2 separate regions of the Homo sapiens genome follow, and region 2 is linked to region 1. The links are chromatin contacts, found by Hi-C or POLR2A ChIA-PET in ENCODE. All regions are on one chromosome and are shown on one strand. Each heading gives the region's core, a stretch centred on a gene start or an enhancer-like site at or near the end of the contact. The rest is flanking DNA. Distances are from core to core; before and after follow the strand shown.

Region 1 (7,211 bases), core at 1,603-4,102:
CTGTCCTTAATTGTGCCTGGTGTCCACCTACCCAAGACGCTGCCTTTTAGTTTTTTCAGGTCATAAATATCCAGCCTTTCGTCAGAACAAGGAAGGGGCAGTTGTCAGGCTGCATGAAATTGGGGTGCAGATATGGGCATCTGAGTGCTCCTCAAGCTGACGTTCTGCCAATCTTATTTTCACCCCCGTTTACTCTCACATTCAGAGGTACGTAGTGCCACCCATTAGTGAACCTTCTGGGGGATTCCATGGAGTATGTTCTTAGCTTTCCTTCCTAGCTACTATCTCAGGGTTTCATTTTCTTGGATCTGCTAAGTATTTTAGCTTCAAGAACTGCGTTGCTGTTACTTCCTCTCTTGTTCTCCCTGTCTTTGTGGATTTCTGCCTTCTAACAAATGCTCCAGAAGGAAGTTAAAGTCAATACATACTAACCATCCACCAACTTTACCCAGAAACTCAACCACCCTTTCAGCCTTCAGTCTCTATACGCCCCAGACACACCTGCTCTGCTTTTCTGTTGCTTCCATTTGAAACGAGACGACCCAGCCCTCACATATACATATGCCATCTCTGTCAAAATCTTACTTAGAAAAGAAAACATGGACTCTTAGCTAAGAGGAGATTTTCTTTGGGGAAGAGCTGTCTGTCCGGAAGACCCTTCCATGTAGGTTTGGGATAAAGTCAGTGAACACCACGACAATCATCAAATGAGTGGATTTTTGAGAAACCAGCCAAGGAGCTCAGTTTTCTATACAGAATGCCACAGAGCACAGTCAAAATTCTTTGGGACCCACATTCTTGGAAAACTCTTAGGGGGGTGCATCAATGCAGAGGACCCTTGACCACGTAGGGCATCCCCTCACCCAAGGCAGGCCTGTTTTGTTCATGGCTGTAGTAGCCTAATACTAGAATAGTGCAGACTCTAGACGGCCTACCATTGTGTATGCCGGCTGGGGTGACCCAGTGGGGAGACGTGGCACCTTGAAGATTGGGGAGAATTCTGCTGGCTGGAAAGGGGCCAGGAGGGTATGGGTGGCTGATAAGCTGGTGTAGGACCACTCCTTCCTTAAGAAGTGACTAATTGTGACATGTGGTGGGAATAGAGGAACATTCCGAATCATTACTTGGTCAGGACACACGTCTCTTATTAAATGTCATCAACACAATCTGCCTGGAAGAAACACGATTACTTTCTACCAAGCACAGACCCTCCTAAAGGGACCAGACCCAGTCCAGCACCTTTAGTCTCCCCAGAGGGTAGCAACTCAATCAGCGAGACCGCATTTCAGGGTTTTAGTTACAGATACTGAGGGTGCTCAAACATCCATGCAGTTTGCTGTTCACCGTAACACGCAACCCAGAATGGCCGTTTCGGTCCCTCGTCGGTTACCTGAAAACCAGTCTTACTGAGCTCCAACCCCAAATTAATTTGGTGAGAACTCGAACTCGGCTATTAACCTTAATTCTGAGAGAAGAATGACACCCCCCTCCCACTGCGAGGGTCCACTGAGGGTGAGTGCCCGGGCTCCTTCATTCTCCAGGCTCCTCTCAGAACACAGCAAGGGTGGCTGACTCCTTCGAACGTCCATTAAGCACAATGCAACGGGGCGAGGCAGTAGGGGGTTTGCTGAGCCCGGTTCCGCGGCGGTGGGAAGTTATTCACCGGCGTCTCCGAGGACGGCCCAGGCCTGGAGAATGGCTGGGGCCGCGGGCTGGGGTAGGGGTTACCGTGAGAGTCAAGGGCAAGGTGGCCCAGCCCGGGCTGGGAGGCGCGGGCTGGGCGCAGCCGAGCATTTCCTCCGGGAGGCCCAGACAGCGGGCGGGTGGGGCGCGGTGGGCGGGGTCCTCGCAGCTGGTGGCGTTTGAAGCCCCCCCGACCGCGGTGGGAGAGGGGCAGCCTAGAAGAGTTGGCAGCGGGCCTGCGGCGGGATGGGGAGGAAGGGGCCCCGCGTTCCCTCAGCAGCGGCGCCGGCCGCCCTGGCACGTAGTTCGCTTCTGGAGGCACAGGCCGCGGTGGGCGCGCCACCCGGGCTGCCAGGCTCACCGCCAGCCGAGGCCAGTCCTGCTCGGGCTGACCCGAGCTGAAGGGCAGCGCGGCCGCACCCCGGACCCCAGGAACGAGCCCGAGTCTGTCCCTCCCGCGGGAGCTGCCCCGCCCGGACTCCCGGAGCTCTGCAAGGCAGGGGCGTGGGGAGGGCGAGCGGCCTGAGGCTCTAGGCGCGGCCACCCGGCAAGCCGGCGGCGGAGGGCGCGGCGCGAGTGCGTTCCGCCCCTAGGCAGCCCCGCGCCCGGCCGGGCAGACACGCCTCCCCGCCGGCGCCCATCGCGGGAGGAACAAATGGCGCCCTCCAGAAACCGCTCCCCTCCATGCCGGGGGCCAAGGCTGTCACCACATAAAAGCTCCGGCAGAGAAGTGCTCGCTGTGTCCCCGCCGCGGGGGGTACAAGCAGCCGCTCCGCGCCGCGACTACCCGGCCCGCCGCCCCCGGACGTCATGCGTCAGCGCGCCCCGCTCCAGTTTCCGCCCCTCCTCCCACCGGCCCAGGGGACACGCCCACTGGCGCGCGCAGGGCCCGGGACCGGGCACGCCCCTCTAACGGCTCGGATTGGCCTGGCCGTGCACTCACGGACCAATGGCGTCTGTCCCGGCCCTCGGTCACGCCCCCTTGCCCAGGCGCGGGCACGCGACCGCTCCGTTCCGCCGGTGCGCGCTCTGGGGTCCCCGCCCCCTCCGCGCGCGCAGCTCCCCGCAGCCGCCGCCGCCTGTAACCTGCGCCGCCAGGATGTGGCTGGGGGCTGACGTCGGGTCCAGATGTGGCCCCGGCCCCGCCCACCCCCGGGGCCGGGCCGCCCACACGGAGCCGCGGCGCGCACGGCAGCTGTCCCGCCTGCCACAATGCGCGGCGAAGCTGCGGCCGCGACTTGGCGAGGTGGTCCCTAACGTTGCCGCTCGGCATCCTTAGAACCGGCCGCCCCTGACGCCGCGCGGGGACCCCAGTCGCCCGCGCGCCCCATGCGCTCACTCTTCGGTGCCCGGCCGGGCCGGCGCCTCGCAGACGCGGAGCCGCGCGGGTGACGGCACAGGCGGCTGCGCGCCCAGCCCAGCCCAGCCCAGCCCGAGGAGAGGGCGCGCCGCGCCCCCGCCCCCCGCCCGCTCTCCCGAGGCCGTGGGTGCGGATGCGCGGCTGACGACTCGCAGCAAGAGCACCGCCGCCGGCCCCAGCCCGCAGCATGGCAGCCGCCGCCTATGTGGACCACTTCGCCGCCGAGTGCCTCGTGTCCATGTCGAGCCGCGCGGTCGTGCACGGGCCGCGGGAGGGGCCGGAGTCCCGGCCCGAGGGCGCGGCCGTGGCCGCCACCCCCACGCTGCCCCGCGTCGAGGAGCGCCGCGACGGTAAGGACAGCGCCTCGCTCTTCGTGGTGGCGCGGATCCTAGCGGACCTCAACCAGCAAGCGCCGGCGCCCGCCCCGGCGGAGCGCAGGGAGGGCGCCGCGGCCCGGAAGGCGAGGACCCCCTGCCGCCTGCCGCCGCCCGCCCCCGAGCCCACCTCCCCCGGCGCCGAAGGCGCGGCGGCCGCGCCCCCCAGCCCGGCGTGGAGCGAGCCGGAGCCCGAGGCGGGGCTGGAGCCCGAGCGGGAGCCGGGGCCCGCGGGGAGCGGCGAGCCCGGCCTCAGACAAAGGGTCCGGCGGGGCCGAAGTCGCGCCGACCTCGAGTCCCCGCAGAGGAAGCACAAGTGCCACTACGCGGGCTGCGAGAAAGTTTACGGGAAATCTTCGCACCTCAAGGCGCACCTGAGAACTCACACAGGTCAGTGGGGCGGCGCGGGCGCCCGGATCGCGCGGACGGGGTCGGCGCGAGCTGCCCGACCACGCCCCCGGAGTCCCCGATGGGGCGCGAGGTGGGGGCCGGGCGGGCCGGAACGCCCGGGGCCTCGCCCCTTCCCCTGCCGCTCCGACCCGCGGCTGGCCCCGCGCGTCGCGCGAGGCGGGTCTTGGCTCTCGGAGCCGGCGCCCGCCAGGCGACCGCGCCCCCGCCGGGCACGCCCCCTCCCCGGGCGCGCTCGGGTGGGGCCGCGGGGGCGGATATAGTCATCTGGGCTGGGGGCGGGGACCCCTCCCGGCCGGGAGGCGGCGCGGGCAGGTGCGGGCGGCCTGGGTGTGGACCGCAGGCGGCACTCGTGACGGTGGGGCGCCCGGAGCGGGGGCAGGGGACGCTCTCCGGGGTCCCTCCTCGTTTCCTCCCCCGCTGCCCGGGCGCGCGCTCAGGAGGGGAGGGGCCGGCCCCGGCGCGCGGCGGGCGAAGTTCACGCAGGGACAAGGTTTCCTTCGCCACTCGGCACATTCTTCGCTCTCTTCTTCCTGTAATTTTTCCAGCGCTCTAAGGTTTAATTTGTCGTAACCAAAGTCAGCGGCGGCGCTTGGCGATGCGGGGGGCGGTCCCGGGTCCCGCTCCCCGCCTGCGGCTCTTTGTGGGAGCCCCCGCCCATCCGGCCCGGCGGGGGCGCGCCCGGCCCTAGGCTCCTCGGCCTCGAGGCTCTCTCCGGAAAGGAATGCCCTGGCCGCTGCCCATCCTCCGTGCTGCCCTCTCGCCTGCCCACCTCTCACCTGCCCTGGGCCGGTGCGGGGCGGGCGGCACCTGCACCAGGGCGGGCGCTGAGCCTCCAGCCTGGGGATCACCGCCCGCCCCCGCCAGCCCAGCGGCAACAGTTCCCACGCGCGGCCCGATACTTTGTAGTTGATTCATCTGTGGCGGTTCCCTCCCCCCTTTTTGTTTCGTTTTTAACATAAAGATGAAAATATTTTAATGGACGGCAATCCTTCCCCATTTTGGTGTAAAGAATTGTATGCTTCCTCTGAGCTCACGTGAGTTCTTCTGTGACACTCACCTCTTCTACCTTGGGGGCAGGCTCAAAACCCGTCTACTGAATACTGTTGTCTTGTGACCAAGGGTGGTGGTCTCTCATTTGTAAAATAGTTCACATAGTGATTAAAAGGCATAAAAAGAAGCTGCAGCCTTGGATACCCTAGAGCTGAAGGCCCCTTTTTTTTACCATTTGGAACTGAAAGGGCCCAAGGTCTGCAGGTGAGGCTTTCAGATCTCGGACTAACTTTCCCCAGGGAGGCTTTTGTGGCCGCTCCAAACCACGTGGCAGGTGATGGGGTAGAGGGTGAGAGCGGGGCCATTTCTAGGCATTCGGGGTCAGTTAAGGGTGTGGGGGCTCAGGTTGGGGGTGGGAGTCAGTGTGGGCTCAGAGTTCAGCTCGGGACGCGGCTGCAGGGTGGGTGTGGCCCTGGGGGAGGGGCCAGGCTAGGCTCAGCTCGGCTCCAGGTGGATCCTGAGTATCGGGTGGGGGCAGCGATTGGGGCGTGGCTGGGGTTGAGATCCGCTTTGGGGGATGATGCCCGTGCTGGGCAGGATACTTAATGTTTGGGAAATTTTTCTACGGCCTCTGTCAGGGTGGCCTGCCACTCGGCAGCACCGGTAGCGGGGAATTGAGGAGGGGGGTGGCCGAGGGGAGGGGCTCGCCGTCGTGGGCGGGGCCGGCTTGTCAGGGCCTCAGCCTTGGGATGTCTTCCTGGTGGGTTCATCTCCCGCTTCAGGCTCTGGCCCCGCGCGAGCCTCTTGACTAGAATATTGGCGCAGGGGCTCTGGAGACCCGGGCCTCCCGCTGTAGGTGGGGCCAGTTTCCTCGGAGCGCCTGGAAACCGAAGGCAGGCAAAAGAGCACGGGACCAACCCTTTGAGTGTCTGCAGTGTGCTACAGTGCTCGTTCTTGAAGCAGAGAAACTATTCCACCCTTCAGGTGTGCAGACATCAGAAGTCCTACCTCCAGGGTGGAAGCCGGCCTCCAAGTTGGAAGTGCACAGGGCTCCGGCAGCGGGGTGGCGGGGAGTTGGGAAGAATGCAGATTTCCGGGCCCCTGATGCCGACCTAGTACACACAGTTCCAGCGTGCAGTTGGGAGTGCATGTTACCGGTACCCCAGGTGACCCATTATGAGAGTTGAACTGCCCAGAAACCTGCCTCTGGAGGGAGTCTGGTTCAGCATCTGGTGGAGGGCACCCCTGGGAAGCCCATTTCCAGCCCCTTCCCAGGTGTGCAGAGCATAAGTAACTGGTGTTCCTCAAGGGAGAAGAGGAGCTTGCTGTTGGGGGAGAAAAGAGCATCTTGCAGAAGGGAGAAACCCAGGCAGGCCTCAGGGATGACTGAGAAGGCAGGGCACAAGGTGATGGCTTTGCTGCAGCCGTGGGCTCTGAGGTGTCCGTGGTTTGTGGGCCTCTAGCAGCATTGTGGGGTCTCTGCAGTCAGTGACTGAGGTCATGCCGGGCCCCGTACTCCATTAGGCTCGGGAAGGTGCCCCCGCCCCACTTCCCGCATTTCCAGGATCCACAGTAATTTCATGGCAGAGGGTGAATATCACAACCAGGAAGGTGGCCAGCTGCTCTGTGCTGTTCCTCTATGTGACCAGGGACCGGTTCCCAGATCTCCCTGCAACTTGGTGATGTCTGCCCTGACCACCTGCAAAGTCTTCAGGGACATGAGGTCAAGTATGTGAAGACCCTTTGAGAAGTGCAAGGGTCAGCCTTGACTCTGGAGGCACTTGTGGTCCCTTGGCCGTGGCTCTGCTCTGATTTTCCACCCCCACTCTCTGAACAGCTGCATGCTAAGAGCTTTCTGTCCTGGTTAGCTGTGTAGCAGTGTGGTTTCCCACTCCCACTCTTCCAGGAGTTATCCTGTGGACACATTGGTCTCTGTCACATTTAGGTAATTGTTGATATTATAACAATGCGTAATAACACAAAACCAAGAAAAACATCTTTGCAGCTCGTGCTACTTTATTATTTGGCCAATTAGAACTTCCGAGTCCAGACCTGGAAAGTTTGCTAAGAGGGGCTTAGGGGAGCAGCAAGACCAGGAGCAGATTTTCTTGGAACCTGAGGTGCTTTGATGCAGGAATTCAAGGACTCACCTTCGATAGGTCAGGCTGGGGCCCTCTTGAGGGCAGACTGGTTGCCCAGATCCTGCCTCTGGAGAGTCCTGCGTGTTGTCCTGAATGGGGAGACTTGGCAGGCCCCCAGCAGAATGGCCACTTGGTCTTTCTTGGCAGAGAGACCCTGAATACATTTCTACCTATTTGTTCCCACAGAGAATTGTTTTCAAAACTGCTCTGTGCCCTGTTTTCCCTCCAGCGCTGGAGTCAAAACATCTCTCT
Region 2 (7,211 bases), core at 3,863-6,362, 3.0 Mb after region 1:
GCTACTTGGGAGGCTGAGGCTGGAGAATCACTTGGACCAGGGAGGTGGAGGTTGCAGTGAGCCGAGATAGCGCCACTGCACTCCAGCCTGGGCGACAGCGCGAGACTTTGCCTCAAAAAAAAAAAAAGAAAAAGAAAAAAAGTATTAGGTCCTGCAAATGACATATAAAAATATGTTTTATAGCCACATGGTTATAAAGCACATGTAAAAAATGTTCATCATAGCAGAGGCAAAATGATGCAAGAAAGAGCACTAGATAAAAGTCAGGAGGCCTGAACTTCAGTCTTGGCTTTGCCACTTTGTGATCTACAAATAACCATCTCTATAAGCCTTAGTTTCCTCATTTATTTTGTTATTTTTTTAGTCTAATCTATTGGGGTTTTAAGTCTCCTCACTTATTAAAATGTGGTTTGATCAGAATAAGATTCTAGATCATTAGCTCTAACATGTGGTGCTTTTCAAAAAAATTACTATAAAAGTGATACACTATAAATACTTAAAAGTTGTATATGCCCTTAATTGTTTTGGTAAAAGAAAATTCCACTCTATTTTTTTTTCTTTTTCTTTTTTTTTTTTTTTGAGACAGAGTCTCGCTCTGTCACCCAGGCTGGAGTGCAGCGGCGTGATCTCAGCTCACTGCAACCTCCGCCTCCTGGATTCAAGCAATTCTCCTGTCAAGGCCTCCCGAGCAGCTGGGATTACAGGCGCACGCCGTCACGCCTGGCTAATTTTTTGTATTTTTAGTAGAGACAGGGTTTCACCGTGTTCCCCAGGCTGGTCTCGGACTCCTGAGCTCAGGGAATCCACCCGCCTCGGCCTCCCAAAGTGCTAGGATTACAGGCGTGAGCCACCGTGCCTGGCTCCACTCTATTTTTGTAACTCACTTTCCAGAGGCATCCACTCTCAACAGTTTCTTTTGTATCTTTAAGGCGTTCTTCATACATAAGCTAATACACTGCTAAGATTCTTGATTTTACCAACTGGACAGTCCTATAAATTCAAATGGAGCCTTGCCAAAATGAAAGAAAAATTACTTTGATAGCAGAAAGAAAACTACTCAGAAAGCCAACAGCAGAAAAAATTAAAATATACTGAAATAAGTATTTAAAACTTCATGTAGGGCTGGGCGCTGTGGCTCACGCCTGTAATCCCAGCACTTTGGGAGGCCAAGGTGGGTGTATCTCCTGAGGTCAGGAGTTTGAGACCAGGTTGACTAACATGATGAAACCCCATCTCTACTAAATACAAAAAATTAGCCAGGTGTGGTGGTGCATGCCTGTAATCTCAGCTACTTGGGAGGCTGAGGCAAAAGAATCACTGGAACCCGGGAGACAGAGATTGCAGTGAGTGGAGATTGCGCCCTTGTACCCCAGCCTGGGCAACAAGTGTGAAACTCCATCTCAAAAAAAAAAAAAACAAAAAAAACTTCATGTGTCACCTCCTGTTTGTGTGATGTAATGTGAGTAGAAGACATATGACAAGAAACTTCGGGTGGGAAGTTTCTCTACAGGAAGAAACGTGGGAGGCATGGGGGAAAGGAGAATCATACTAATGTCACAACCACAGAAGGATGTACAAAGGGTGAAAAAATTCAGAGAACTGTAAATACTAAAATAGCAAACTAACTGTGAAATGCACTATGAGCTTAAGGAGAGTCAACTGTAGAAAGGATGCAGTTGTTATCTATATTAAAGCCAGCCTAGAGGGAAGTGTATATTAACATTAGGCCCTTTTCTTCACAACAGCACCCTTTGAAGATCTACATCTAAATCTAACAAGGGCTTTCACATACTGAGAAGTCAAGGGTGAAATAATTGTGTTTCTAAGTGGTTTCTTCTAATGGTGGGGAAAATTTATCACATGATGACAGTCATCATAAGAATTTTTTTAAATATAGAAAGAAAAAAAAAGAGAAAAGGTAGGTCACTGAGAAAGTATAAAGTTCCACGAGAATAGGGCAAAGTCCTCTCTAATGGCCAGACTATTAATTTCCCTTTCATCTGGGTACCGGAGAATATTTAAACATTAAGTAAGGAATGTGTTATATAGAGAACCAAGCTTTTAACATCTGTAACCACGTAAACAAACATAAATTTCACTTAGATATGTCCCCATTTTTACCCCTGTAGTCCCATTTTTACCCCTATAGTGTAAAAGGATACCACTTTAGACTGTAAAGAATGCTTAAGGGTAACGTAAGAACCGCAGACTGGACAAGGAACCTGTTCTGCTGGTCTAACACATTACTAAGTCCACTTTTCCAAAGAATAAAAATACAATTCTGTAACATGTAAGTCACAAGTCTAACAAACTAAACTATAAATTACCTAATGATAATTACAATATTAAGAAATTAACACTGGTATAGTCTTTACCTGGAATTTTTACAACCTAAATACAGCATGATGGATAAAAACTAAAACCACAATTTGGAATTAATTTGGAGGAAGAGGAAATGATAAATTTGTATTCCATACTGTAATTTTAATCCAGTGTATGACACACTGTAAAATTTGTCAAAAAGTTGAAAACAGTAAAGTCTGAGAACCAACCTATGTCTCCATAAAAGAAAAAATGATTAGTCAAGGATGAGTGAATTCTAGGACTGTAAACTTTACCAAATCTACCTTGTCTCCAGATACTAAAAACACAAACAGAATTAGGGAACTAAAATCATTCTGGTTTCCTGAACCCTTTAGGTTAAAAGGAACAATATTTCCTGACACCGGAAAATGGTGAGTAAGCCTTGCTTTCACAAGTCAGTGGGTGAGGCTATGGTTTTCAAACTTGGGTGGAATATTATTTTAAGAGTCTTTAAGGGAAATTTTTATCATTAAAAGATTACATTAGTTACAACACAGCATAAAACTAAATATATAAAGCAGTACAGGTCTCAAACTTTTAAATTTCAGAGTCCAAAAAATGTTATGATCTCCCCATTTTCTCTCTTCTCTCTCTTCCATCACCTCTTCCCAGTACCTCAAATAAAACCAAGCCAGCTGACACACACAAACTGGTTTAGGAAGCTAAAGGTCTGTAGCAGTCAACATGAGCCAGGAGTGGCTTGTGTGCTACCTGCTAACTCTAATCATCAGACTTTCCATCTAAAGCTCAGAGAGAATAAATTACATGGGAATCAGGCCCTAAAAGCCTTTTCAGAAGTCTTCCATTTGACAGAATAGCACATTAGGTCTACCCACCATCACCCTGAGTGGGCTTAGCTACTTGTGTCAAGGTCTCCATAAAAATACAGATTTCAAAAAAGAATTTTGCAATACACATTCGAAGTCTTGGAGGAAAGCTGCTAAGATACGACCAGTAACTACTCCATGAAACCAGTCTTAAAGCAGACTGAAATAGCCAATGATGGCTACAGAACACATATCCAACTCACTAAATTTTAAAATTTAGGATTCTGTGTGCTGAAAACGATTACATTCTTTGATATTCACTTTTAACCAAAATACCCATTTCATTTCTAAGAAGACAAAAATGAGGAAGTTAAAATATACATTTGCCTTCCTTCTTGTCATACACCTTCCCACATACCAAATTACTACTGCAAAGAGCCACTATGCTATTATTCCAAAGAGTTCCTAAGCATCTCACAAAGAGATGCCTTGGTTCCTGATGACTATTATAATCATAATTATATGATTATGATCTTCCAGATCCATAGATGGTCATCTTGGATAAAGAACCCAGTAATGAAAGTATGCTGCGGTCTGTGTTTCTACTTACCCTCGATGACATCCTGGGGGTGAGAAGTCCGGTCACTGGGTGGATCCAGTGCAACAGTTGCCAGCGAAGTGGTGGCCCCAGACATCTCACTCATAGGCTCACTCCGGCTTGTTTCAGGCACGCTTTCCCGGGAGCTAAATCTTACTCGGGAACTAGATCGAGAGCTGAGGTCCGGACTGGTGTCTGACAAACCTGGAATGTCATCGATCTTTGTCGGTGTCACCATGAACCGAACTGAAGCCATCTTGGTGGTGGTTTCTGGAGGATGCATTTTGTTCTTTTTAAGAACAAAAAAAGTGGGGGGAACCTCGCAAAATCTTCCTCTTACGCTAGCTACTTTTGACTGCAATACAAAAGATAACTTGAAAAATAACACATTTCAATAACCTTGATTCACACCACACAAAAAGCCCCAACTAAGAATACTTCTACTCAGAATTCAAGCCGACTGTCCTAGAAAGTGCATCACCAATAGGTGAATATATTTTTTAAGAGAGAAAAAAACAAAAAACAAAAAGACAAAACAATGCCAATCTTGTGTGACTTCTTTCCTTCAGAATGAAGAGCTACCTAGCTAACCCCTCTGGTCCGGGGCTGAAGGCTCAGTGCCATGGTCTCAGGGCAGCAGATGAAGCCTCCCTCCCCTCAGCCCCCAGTTTCCTGTCGAGGTAGTCCTTTATCTGGTGAGTGTCCCACGGTTCTAGTTGGGCGAAGTGCGTGCAGGCAAACCTTTATCAGGCGACTATAGCGTGGATCAGATTGCTAAAAGGTGTACACCCGGCCACCTGTTGTGTATCAGGTGAATACCCCACAGGTCTGGCTGGGGGGAGGTGTATGCAAAGCCACCCGGTGTTTTTGATGTCGACAATCCACTTGGGTCTGGTGGGAAAGGTGCACATGCATAACGGGAAAAATAACCCACACTACTGAGAGAAGGGTGAGCAGAGGAGGATGCAGGGGCAGAGCGGATTCCTGTCTCCGAGAGGTCGGTGGGGGTGGCGCGCCCGCTCTTCTCCTAGCAGAAAGGTCCTCGGGGTCTGGGAGGAGGTTAGCGGATCAAGACACCTCGGACTGCAGCTCAGAGTCGTGGCAAGTCGTAGCTAGTCCACTGAGCCACGGTCCGCTCGCTAGGTTTCTCCTGCGTGTGACAGGACGAGCCACCCCCTTTGCCGGAGGCGCGTTCTCCCCTACCCCCGCCCCGGCGCAGGTCACCCCCTCGTCGTTCTTCCTCAGGGTCCCAGTAGAGGAGGAGACGGCCACGCAGGCTGGCCTGACTGGGCAGCAGGGTGAGGGAGAAGGAGGTCGCAGGTGCAGTATCCCGGCGCCAGCTGATGCGGGTGCGCGCGCAGCTGTTGTTTACTAGCCGGTAACTGTTTCAGAGCCGCGGCGCGCGCAGGGTTCGCGCTGCCGGGGCTGGCGCCCCCTCCCCGGCCCGACGCCAGAGCAGCAGTTACGTGACCTGGCCTCCCCCAGCCCCGGGCCCGACGGGGTGCGCCCGCGCCGCCGCAGCCCTTCCCTTCCCTCCCCGCTTGTTCCTCATTCGAGGTGAACCTTGCGAAGAGAAGCCCGGGGGTGCAGTGAGAGGGCGGAACCGTCCCGCGGGCGCCCGAAAGCCCCGCCCAGCCGCCGCAGCCCGCGGTGACCGAGTGCAGCGCGCCTGCGCTCGCCGCGGGACACGGCAGGCGGGGCGGGGCCGAATACGAGTGGCCAGGGGCACGACGGGAGCTGTAGTCCAGGGCACGGCCCGACCCGCGTGAAGAGGGGAATAATCCTTTTCCTCGGTCCGGCTGTGCTGCACACTCACTCTGGAAGCATCCTAGAGGGCGGGCGCTGCTCCTCACCCTCAGAACCCGGGGAGCCATTTCTCTTTCATGAGTGTCTCTGAAAACATCATTCATGATTTCTTTAACCAGAAACACCGCTCCTATACCTGGGAATAACCCTCATTGTAATTTTTATGTAGAGGTCTACATACAAATAAACCACTTTTATGTAAAAAAAAAAAATTAAAACTATAAAGTAGGCCTGGCGCGGTGGTTCACGACTGTAATCCTAGCACTTTGGGAGGCTGAGGCGGGCGTGATCGATCACCTGAGCTCAGGAGTTCCAGACCAGCCTGGCCAGCATAGCGAAACCCCGTCTCTACCAAAAATTCAAAAATTAGCCGGGCGTGGTGGCGTGTGCCTGTAATCCCAGCTATTCCTTAGACTGAGGCAGGAGAATCGCTTGAGCTTGGGAGGCGGAGGTTGCAGTGAGCCGAGAACGCACCATTGCATTCCAGCCTGGGGGGACAAGAGCAAAACTCCGTCTCAAAGAAATAAATAAATAAAAATAAAACTATAAAGTACCTTAAACACATTTGTCCTACTTTAATTTTTTGTTGTTGTTCTTGTCCTTTTAATAAATGCTATGTCCACTTTCTAGTCAGACTGAAAGTTCCACTAAATAATACGTTTTTTTATACCTGGAGAAGACGTTGATGTATTTTCTCAAATCCATTCCATGTTTTCACCACTACATTTGTCGCTAGAATATTTTTTCTTAGTGTTTATTTAATGTATAAATGGTGGTGTTCGATAAATTCTGACTCACCAATGTTTTGTTTGAAAAGCTATTTCCTATAGCTGTGATCAAGACCTCTAAATTTAACAATCACCTGGGCCCAGAAACTGGCCCCCGGTTTTGCCTGGGGTCTTGGCTCCTCACAAGTGGTTATGTTTAAGCAGCACTCCTAGCAATGGGAACTGTATTCCCGGAAGTTCTCTTTTATCAAATGACACACAAAGTCCAAATCCTTTCAAGGATTAAAGGATCAAAAAGGTTAAAAAGATCCTGGTAACAAAATGAGAAATCCTAATGTAAAGTGTAAACCTCCTAAAGTTTGACTCTTTATAAAGTCTGGGTTTCTTGATTCAGGCCCACAGCTTTCATCCATCCTCAGCAGGATCAATTTTTTCCTCAGGCAGGCCTGCCGTTCATTCAAACTTCAGACTTTTCCTTTATAAAGAAACACAGAATTTTTATGAAACCCAATTTCCTACCAGTGTATCTGCATTTACTTATATGTACCACCTAATTCCAATATACTATCCCTGTTAAGACTTTTCTTGTTTCTGAGCACTAACCAAGCTCTATAAATGTATGTCTCAGACGTTAATACCCCAGGGATCTCTTTATTTTCTCAGGGAGACACAGCCTCTGGTGCAAAATGAAGCCTCATTCCTCAGGGGATCTCTTATGGAAAAAGTCCTTTTTATATTCATGCCAGTTTGCTTTCTCTCCTCTATATTCATTAGGAATATTTTCAGGTTAAAGCTTTTAAGTCTACACAGGTGGTAGCATGGAGCAATGCTAATTCTTTTTTTTTTTTCTTTTTTGTAAGATAAAGGCAGAACTGCAGCCAACATTAAAAAACTGGTAGCAAAATTCACTTACTGACTTTGGTGCTTAAGAAACATGTCTCCAATCAT

The links. Hi-C counts contacts between places; a loop is a spot of excess contacts on that map. ChIA-PET counts read pairs that join two places held with the same protein, here RNA polymerase II (POLR2A). Pooled maps may share reads with other maps.
Region 2: a pooled map shows a loop between it and region 1 (6-fold over the local background). The contact joins the promoter of SLC12A6 here to the promoter of KLF13 in region 1. A Hi-C loop is called at or near these places in 2 of 37 single-sample maps with no recorded cell type and 8 of 50 pooled maps. POLR2A ChIA-PET finds 5 or more read pairs at or near these places in 1 of 52 experiments (Panc1).

What each region holds. Positions count from the first base shown.
Region 1 is chr15:31,323,983-31,331,193 of GRCh38, forward strand. KLF13 (KLF transcription factor 13) reads left to right here and starts at 2,853. Exons shown (of 2, transcript NM_015995.4): 1 at 2,853-3,807. The coding sequence starts at 3,231. RefSeq lists a promoter at 1,978-3,034 and enhancers at 2,062-2,575, 5,685-6,249.
Region 2 is chr15:34,332,669-34,339,879 of GRCh38, forward strand. It overlaps SLC12A6 (solute carrier family 12 member 6), which reads right to left and starts at 5,113. Exons shown (of 26, transcript NM_001365088.1): 1 at 4,664-5,113; 2 at 3,742-4,084. The coding sequence starts at 4,012. RefSeq lists enhancers at 1,501-1,550, 3,178-3,227, 3,288-3,357, 3,559-3,678 and a silencer at 4,968-5,527.